2 separate regions of the Homo sapiens genome follow, and region 1 is linked to region 2. The links are chromatin contacts, found by Hi-C or POLR2A ChIA-PET in ENCODE. All regions are on one chromosome and are shown on one strand. Each heading gives the region's core, a stretch centred on a gene start or an enhancer-like site at or near the end of the contact. The rest is flanking DNA. Distances are from core to core; before and after follow the strand shown. Region 1 overlaps LINC01705 (long intergenic non-protein coding RNA 1705). Region 2 overlaps DUSP10 (dual specificity phosphatase 10).

The links. Hi-C counts contacts between places; a loop is a spot of excess contacts on that map. ChIA-PET counts read pairs that join two places held with the same protein, here RNA polymerase II (POLR2A). Pooled maps may share reads with other maps.
Region 1: a loop to region 2 is called in a map of sigmoid colon, with 2.4 times the contacts of the local background. The contact joins two enhancer-like sites. A Hi-C loop is called at or near these places in 1 of 168 maps with a recorded cell type or tissue (sigmoid colon), 2 of 37 single-sample maps with no recorded cell type and 3 of 50 pooled maps. POLR2A ChIA-PET finds 5 or more read pairs at or near these places in 2 of 52 experiments (AG04450 and activated naive CD8-positive, alpha-beta T cell).

The regions. Positions count from the first base shown.
Region 1 is chr1:222,042,095-222,046,678 of GRCh38, reverse strand. All of the region lies in intron 2 of LINC01705 (long intergenic non-protein coding RNA 1705), which reads left to right. Among named protein-coding and RNA genes, the nearest start is that of LINC01705, 15 kb to the left of the region's middle. Within about 2 kb of position 2,503, at least 5 of the 41 ENCODE cell types and tissues checked have a DNase peak (open chromatin) inside an H3K27ac peak, as active enhancers do.
Region 2 is chr1:221,706,066-221,710,664 of GRCh38, reverse strand. DUSP10 (dual specificity phosphatase 10) reads left to right here. Exons shown (of 4, transcript NM_007207.6): 3 at 4,199-4,570. Among named protein-coding and RNA genes, the nearest start is that of DUSP10, 34 kb to the left of the region's middle. RefSeq lists an enhancer at 2,547-2,656. Within about 2 kb of position 1,549, at least 16 of the 41 ENCODE cell types and tissues checked have a DNase peak (open chromatin) inside an H3K27ac peak, as active enhancers do.

The DNA.
Region 1 (4,584 bases), core at 1,254-3,753, 340 kb before region 2:
TAGCTAGGCCTATTATAGCGTATGGGCACTGTTTCTGACCCTCAGGGAGTTGGGAAGAGTTGGGAGCAAGGAAATGTAAGGAGAACTATTTTTTTTTTGAAACAGTCTTGCTCTGTCGCCCAGGCTGGAGTGCAGTGGCGCGATCTCGGCTCACTGCAAGCTCTGCCTTCTGGGTTCACGCCATTCTCCTGCCTCAGCCTCCCGAGTAGCTGGGACTACAAGCGGCCACCAACACGCCCGGCTAATTTTTTGTATTTTTAGTAGAGACGGGGTTTCACCATGTTAGTCAGGATGGTCTCGATCTCCTGACCTCGTGATCTGCCCGCCTTGGCCTCCCAAAGTGCTGGGATTACAGGCATGAGCCACCATGCCCGGCCAGGAGAACTATTAATAAAAAGCTCGACAGGCATGAAGCTGTTACAGCAAATGTGTTGATGTTCCTCCTAGGTCTCCACCCATTGAGTGCTGTGACTATTGGCTGTTAATGGCTTATAGTTCTCCCCCTCTTGGGAGAATTTGCCTTTGACCAAATGGAAGCCACCTTTTCTGAGTCATGGCCCTTCCCCTCCCTATTTAACTCCCCAACTTTCTCCCCAGCTGCTTCCTCGCCTTCCCCCACATTGCACTCAGCAGCCAATGACCAACTGACAGGGAGGTAAAAGCCTGGCCTCATTTCTCCAGGACAGACCAGAGCTTGCTGTGGGACGAGTCAGGGGCTAGCCTTGAACAGAGACCACATCCTTATTTTGCTTCTCTCCTTTTTATTCTGCTTTGCCGAGAGCACTCCCCCAGTAAACCACTTCACAAGAATCCCTATTTCAGACAATGCTCCCAGGAAGCCCAACCAAAGACAGCTGGCTCAGACCTCAGCAAGCTTGGGAACAGTTACAGTCTGGTGCTTTCTCCTGGTTTTCTTATAAGGCTTCTCTGCTCCCTGGTGGTCTTTTACCTTCAGACCCTCGGATGCTGTGATGCTTTCTGCTCTAGTGGTCACATATCTTCTCGTTAGCCCCTGGAAACCTCTGCCGACCATCCCAATGCCAGCTCCCCAACGTGGCCTACATCTGGTCCTTGAACACTCTGAGTGCATCATCTTAACAAACTCCAGGGGAGTAAGCTGCCTAACACCATCATCTCCCCCTTAGCAGGCCATCCCTCACGTTGTAAGGGTGAGAGAAGGGCACCAGTCCGCATCACTCCTCTACCTGCAAGGGGACATATCATAGACTCCTGAGTCATCCCCTGAGCCTTCTCCTAAGGGACTTGAGGGGAGGAACAGATGCCCTCCCATGCCACACTCTTTGAGGGTTGTGAGGTATTCATAGTGCAGGCTTCTCCAAAGAGAGGATCATGAAATGTGAAATCATTATTGGGTGGCTTTTTGGATATTTCTGTATCTGATATTTATTAAATCATGATACTTCAATTAAAACTTCCAACTTAGAATCCTGTTACATTGAAATATTTGAAGAGTGCATTAGCGTCCACCAGAAAAGGTATGTTTCCTCTGCATTACTCATTAGTCCCTGGATTATCTTGCTATTTTGCCTCTAGGTTTGAGACGGAGTCTTGCTCTGTCTCCAGGCTGGAGTGCAGTGGTGTGATCTCGGCTTACTGAAACCTCCACCTCCCAGGGTCAAGTGATTCTCCTGCCTCAGCCTCCCGAGTAGCTGGGAGTACAGGTGCCTGCCACCATGCCCAGCTAATTTTTGTATTTTTAGTAGAGATGGGGTTTCACCGTGTTGGCCAGGATGCTCTCTATCTCTTGACCTTGTGATCTGCCCGCCTCAGCCTCCCAAAGTGCTGGGATTACAGGCGTGAGCCACCGGGCCCCATCTCCTCTATAGTTTTTTTGTGGGGCCCATCAGAGACTGAATTCTCCACATGGTCTATGGGTGAAACAAAATCTGGAGGCTACTTCTCTAATTTGAGAGGACACCTGTAGATATGAGAGCCCACAATACTGTTCTTCCCATCTATGGCACCCGGGTTTTCCTCTCTCCCATTGTGTTACACATTTATCTGGTTCGACATGAAGCTCCTGAACCAGACTCTATTTCAAGATGCCAGGGAGCTTGCGGGTATGTGTAGTCCACTGGAAAGAGCCCTAATAATTCTGCCTTCAAGTCCCAGTCTAGCAAAGTCATTGGTCCTTACTTTCCTCAGCTTCAAATGAAGGAGTCATGCCTTGTAACTCCCAAGATCCTCTTCTATTCTGATATTCTGGCTTTCATTATCTTGAATTCCATTGTTAGATTGAATTGACCTGTCAGCTTAGAAACAATGATTGGCACAACATCCATATTCAGAGACAGCCTCAGTCTGACTGTCTGGTCTTTGTCGGCACAACGCGGTAGGCAAATCTCAACCTGTGAGTCTTCTTTTAGAGACCTTAAAACAATCTTGAAAAAAAAATAGCAATGATGTAAGTCCGAGAAGTAGGGCCCCTTTACAAATAGCAACGCTGTGGGTTCATACAAACAGATCTGATGTAGCTCCTATTTTAATTGAATCACCCACTTGGCAACTGAACAACAACAATAAACTGCTTGTTGCTGGCTTATGTCTCTGTCAGAAAAAAACAGTGTTCACTCTCAAAGGCTTCTGGGCCTTTGCTTTATTAAGAAACTTGATAAATATAGTTCAGTAAGTCTGTGGTCCATCTCAGATTTATAGCCAGCTTGCTAATCTAACCAGATAGGATCTCAGGGCAGAAAAACATATGCCTGGTTTTTGTTTTGATGAGACAAAACCCCCAAAATGGGAAGTCCATGTTCTCCTGACTCAGTCTCCCAGGTCTGAGTGCCTGCCCTGCTGTAGCTGGGCTGCCACCCCAGGCCTTCCCCCTCCTGCCCAGCCTGCGGCTGCTTCTGTCCTTCCTGCAGCTGCCCAGACCTTTGCTCATGTGTGCAACCTTTTCAGAGGCCTGTTGACAGGTTTGAAAATAAAGCAGGCGATGTAAAGAACACGCAAGTCATAGATATATGAAAATCAAGCAGTTTGGCTCTACGGAGCGGGATTAGTGAGGATCAGCTGTGCAGCCAGCCTGCTCCTGGGAGGGAGGCCGAGGAGGCTGCCTGAGGCTGGGGCGCTGGGGCACTCTCTGCCTCAGCTGTGCAGCTGCAGCTCTGGGCCATCTCTGTCTATTCTCAGACACTCCTAAGCTGTCCCAGAATGCCAGGGCACATAGGCTGCCAAATTGCCCAGGTGGGTCCAATAGTAGTTGATAATGTGGTGCTTGGGAAGGGACCTTTCCTGTCCCCACACGGTGAGGGGCAGGGCTTCTGCTGGGGCAAGAGACCTGAGACTGGAAGCTGAAGTGGGAAGGGCAGAGAGAAGACCCATTAGGGGCAAACAACCCTCAGGGGACACTGGTAGCTTTGCACAGTGTCAGACTGTACTTGTAGATATTGGGGGAAAGAGTAAAATAACTATGATCTGAGAGTGATACTCAGGAACTCTGATGTAAACGTGAGGTGATGATACTCACACCCTGGAGATGGGGCATCTGCTTCTCTTTCTATTTTCCTACTTTTTTTCTGCTGTTTATTCATATTGTTTTGCAAAATAATTATTCTGCATCCAAAAGTCCATGAGACAGCAACTTCTATTTCTTTATGCAAATACGTCAATACCTCTCTGGGAAAAATAAATAAAATAAAAGGTTCTGAGTATTGGGAACCATGCTCTGAAAAGTATCCCAATGATATGATAGGAACAGCATGAGTACCCTGCAGTGACAGCTGATTCACATGGGGGACTCACAGGCATCTCATTTTAAAAATGAACTGACTCTTCTGTAGACCCTGCAGCCTACCCACAACTTGGTGTCCTCACCTCCATCCCTGTCCCCGTGCTGTTGAGCTTGTTCCCTCCAGGTTCAGGGTGGCTGTCTGGTCCAGTCTGACCAAGCCCCCTTCTAGAATAGGCACTGGAATTTGAGAGATTACAGAAATGAGCTTGGGACCTTTAGACTTTTCACCAGATGGAAAATTTGCAAACATGTTTTTCTCTATAACCAGGTTGAGTGATCACACTGTCATTACTAGACTGCCAACTTCATCAAAATATTAATAATTGTCTTAAAAAGCTGATGAAACCAGAATAGTCTGAAAATAGGGATGGAAGATGATTCTCATGGAAAAGAGAAGGCTGAGTGGTCTGAGTGGTTACAATGTGAGCTCCAGTCTTAGAGAGTCCAGGAACTAGAGAGAGACACGGAATGTACACTGATGGAATCGAGAAAATGTCGCAAGTGAATGCAAAGACTAACCCAGAGAGGTTACTTGAGGACCTGCCTTTTCTCCCATAATATGTGCTATGATTCAGTCAAACTAAGCCACAAGATATTCCTTTAATTATCCTGTGCATTCCTCTCTTTGCTCAAATGTTCCCTTTTCCAGGAATAAAATTCCCACAGTACCATTAACCTCCAACATTTCTTGAGGAATTTCTTTGTGACAATGTACTGAAGGCTTGTGCGTCACATCAACTATCTCATTTAATCCTCGTAACCACGTTATGAAGTAGGTGTTAACATGAGCTCTGTCTTGCAGCTGCAGAAATTATGACGTAAAAGCTTAA
Region 2 (4,599 bases), core at 300-2,799:
TTTGCAAACTTTAAAACTGCTCGGATACCTTGGTTCCTAATTCTTTTTTGTTAAATAAAATTTTAAAAGTAAAAACTCAGGAACATTAGTTTACTTATATAGAGTCTTTATATTAAGCAGATTTTTTTTTTTTTAGATCTTTAAAATGGTAGTTTCCCAAAGTGATGAAAAGAAAAAGCACTTACAATGTGCTGGACATTGTTTTAAGGTACTTTATTAACCACTTTAATCATTACAACAGTACAGTGAGGTAGGTACTATTGTTATCCCTGTTTTGTATACAGGGAAACTGAGGAACAGACAGGTGAGAAACCTGCCCAGGGTCTCATAGCTAGTGTTTGGCTGTGCTGGGGATTCAAACCCAAGAAGTCCAGCCTCAATACTCCTTCTCTGAATCACTGCACTGCACTTAGGGCTCTCATGGACTATGCGTGTGCATAGATCTGTTGGAATTTAGAACAAAGGTGATGATATTGGGGGTAATAAGACATTATTTATCGAATACCTGGTCGTGTATCAAAACCTTTACATAGGCTTCCTGAACTATGACCCTGATGGGTAGATGATATTACATCCACTTAATAGATTGGTAAACTGAGGCTTAATGAGGGAACCTGACTTGCACAGGGTCTCACAGCTGCTAGGAGGCAGAATCATAACTGCAGCTAGGTGTGGTTTGTCTCTGACCTTTGCTCTTAACCTCCATGCTACACTGCTCCTGCTTTGTTTGTTAATTATCATGTTCTAATATTCTTAAATAGTAATAAACATAACATCATCAGGGTTCCTCATTAAGTGATCAGTCACTTTGGCCTCTGGTGATACTTGATGGGGTAGGGTCGGAGGAAAGTAACTGGAAAAGAAAAACCAGATTAGCTTTACTCTTCCCCCTCCCCTCCAGATTTCAATTTCAACCCTTCCCCAAGAGAAGAAAACAATCCTTCCTGCAGACTTCTCTGGAAAAAGCCACCACTGTGAGCTTCCACTCGTTGTTTTTTACTTTAAGCACCGTCCACAGAGAGAGTTTTTAACTGCAGTACAGAGCTGTGCATAAGCCTTATGGAAAACTGATGCCCAAGTTGATTAGCAGAGTGGCAGTTGAACAGGAGACTATTTCTTCAGACCCCTCAAGGAGAATTTCCTTGTTTACCTTATATGTTTAAATTGTAATATCTCCTTTTCTCTCCACCCCCACCCCTCCCACCTCCAAATATTATAAGAACAGAGTTCCTACATGGCTTAAACATACAATGCACCCATACTTTTGCACATAAGCATGCTCTGTGATTTGGAGCATTCTGTGTGTCTGTCTCAAATTCCCTCCTCCCCCCACTCCGCCACGGGTTTTTTTCCCCCCATTAGGCAAATGGAAGGCCCATGCCACCTGTTAGCATTACATCATTGGCTCCCCAGAACACAGTTGCACCAAAGGCCTTAAACAAAGTAGTTCTTCTTGTATTGTTTGCACTCAAAGAGCTGATATCATGCCAACTGATGTCATTGTATGTCTTTGTGTAACTGCTATGGCAACTGGGCAGGTGGGGAGCCTCCAGCTGATGTCATTGAGAAAGGAGGTGTAGAGGCAGAATTTTAAAAAGCTGGACGCTGCTTTTTTCTGTGTGTGGGGTTTTCTAGCATGTGTTGGTTTTTTTTTTTTTTTTTAAACTAGCTGCTTTTAAGACAAATTACAGCTTGAGTACCCTAAATAAGAACAGAGAGGTTTTTCCCCTGCTTTTAGAGCCTTCTTTTGAATTTGTTTTATTGTTCTTCCCTCTCATCTTATATGGAAAAATGTAACAACTGCCTTTTTTGAAGAAAAAAGTGAATTAGGTTCCCATCACAGAATCTGTGTGGAATTTGGGTTTTTGTGGAGGCGAAGCTGAGCAGATTTTAACTCTTCAGAATCCCTTTTGTGGAGGCTGTGATGATGACAATGGGTAGTTTTTATCTTATTTATTTTTTAAGTCTTCACTGGTGAAGTTATTTTCCATATTTTCTTTCTTCTACTTCAGAATTATCTCTTCAGGTTCAAACTTTATTGTCATAATTGCCTAGCAGAATAAACTATCATATGTAAGGGCAGAGGTTAATTCTAGAAATCAACTGAAATTCGTATATAGCTCTTGTTTTTCTTTTCAAAAAGCTAGGGTAGGTTTTGACTTCTTACTTTCAATGAGTAAAGTGAACATAATATTGCCCTTTGAGTTTTCTTTGGATCATAACCATACCTTAAGGAAAATATGATTTCTCTCTTTTACACAGCCAGCTCCGGGTCCATTGGTTGTGAAAAGTCATGAGACTCGGTCTAGGTTATGGTCTGGAGTTTCCCGCTGTGGTTTGTCAAAGATGAGACTTGAAATGGAGAAGAACATATGCCAGGCTCAGAGGCTAGTGGACAGATAGACTTCCTGTCCTTATTGCAACATAACCGTCTCTTGTTCATGCTTTGGGTTTTCTGCCTTATCTCCTGGAACTATCAAGACAGCCACAAGCCATCTGTCTTTGAGGGTAGATGTTGTGTTCTGGTGGCTTTCAGCTAATAGGACTTTTCCACTTCCCCCTCTTTTCAAAGGGAAAGCCAGAGTGTATCTAGTTCTGTTTGAGTAGGGTTAGAGCTCAGTTGGCACTAATAATGTCAATCCAGATTTTATAGCACTTACATGTATATTATTATAATTTGAGCTTTGTAATAATCCTTTGGGTTTATCTGTGCATGCCATTGTGTGTAAAAATATTAGCAGAAAATTTAAACAATAAACTATGATCCGTAAATTCCCTAATTTAAACAATTGTTCGTTTTTTGTACAGTTCTTCAGCTTTTGGTCAATGTTTTTTACTTAGCTTTTAAAAAATTTAATATTAAACCAAAATGTTTTATTTATTTTCACATCCTTTTTGCAACTACTCTTTTAAAGGCTACATAATACTCCGTGGAATGAATGTAATAACTTTTTTTCTTTTATTTTTGTGTTTTACTTGGCCTTTTTAAAATATATATAAAACAGATAACATTGTAGTGAACATCTCCATATATCTAGCTAACTATCTTTGGTTAGATGATTTCCCTAAGATCCATTCCCAAAAGTGAGATTGCACTTGTTCAGGGGAAGGTTTGCATTTTAAAAATGGAGAAATAAGCACAGTTTATAAGCTTTTTATACTAGACCCATAACTCGTGGGAGGCAGAGCAGAGCCGTAAGCTCAAAAGCATGCATTCACACATCCAAAAGAGGTTTCTTGATGGGTTTATGTGCCCACAAGCCTTGGAAAGTCGAGGAGTAAGCAACCGCGCTGCTCTCACATTCTGTTCTACTGAAAGTCAGGGTTGATAAATGTCAGGGCCCTACGTGGAGAATATCAAAAAAGATTATAAGAGCAGTCCTTCACACCCCACCCTGGCTTGTCTTTTCCAAGTACTTCTCTGCTGATTTCACCTGTGGGCAATCATATAAATAATATAAATTAAAATAGTGAATGCCTGCTGAGTTCTACTGTGTGCCAGGAGATGTGCTAAGTATTTTACACGTATTCATTTATCTCAGGCTCACAATTGCACTCAAAGGGAGACACCATCACCCTCAGTTTACAGATGGTGGAACTGAAGCACAGAGATAAATGAACTTAAGTAATAGTGTCAGGAAATGATGGTACCCAGATTATAATCAAGATAACCTGTCTCTTCCAATGTTCCTGCTTGTAACCACTCTGCTGTATTGGGAGCAAACTTGTCCCTCTGGGTGAGGTGAGCTATGAAGGGTGCAAGACATGCTCCTGTGGTGCTGAGATTCCACCCGAGGAGGTCATCTGTGCCTTTCTTGGCTCCCAAAGCACAGGGTTCTATGTAGGCCACTGAGCATATGGCTCTTTGAGGCAGGTCACATTTGCAGCTGAGGAAGATTGCCTGATGCCGCGTGGAACTCTTGCTAGGGGAACATGCCCTCATTTGTAGAAAGAGCACATTTCCAAAGTGTTCCATGCAGTGATACTCCCCGAAGCTTGTCTTGGGTCTCCAAATGGACTTTTAGTTTTTGTTTTGTTTTGTTTTATTTTTATTTTTATTTTTTTTGCTTAAATACATATTTATATATGTATTTAAAATATGCATGAGCTACAATGCAAACTCATTCTAATGGGGAGGTGGCATTCTCTGCCAGCTCTGAAATCTCAGTCACACTCACCTTCTGTGTTTGTGTTCTAGGTGGACTTAGTAGTTTTAAGCAGAACCATGAAAACCTCTGTGACAACTCCCTCCAGCTCCAAGAGTGCCGGGAGGTGGGGGGCGGCGCATCCGCGGCCTCGAGCTTGCTACCTCAGCCCATCCCCACCACCCCTGACATCGAGAACGCTGAGCTCACCCCCATCTTGCCCTTCCTGTTCCTTGGCAATGAGCAGGATGCTCAGGACCTGGACACCATGCAGCGGCTGAACATCGGCTACGTCATCAACGTCACCACTCATCTTCCCCTCTACCACTATGAGAAAGGCCTGTTCAACTACAAGCGGCTGCCAGCCACTGACAGCAACAAGCAGAACCTGCGGCAGTACTTTGAAGAGGCTTTTGAGTTCATTGGTAACTATCTCCCATAGGGAATTTTCATC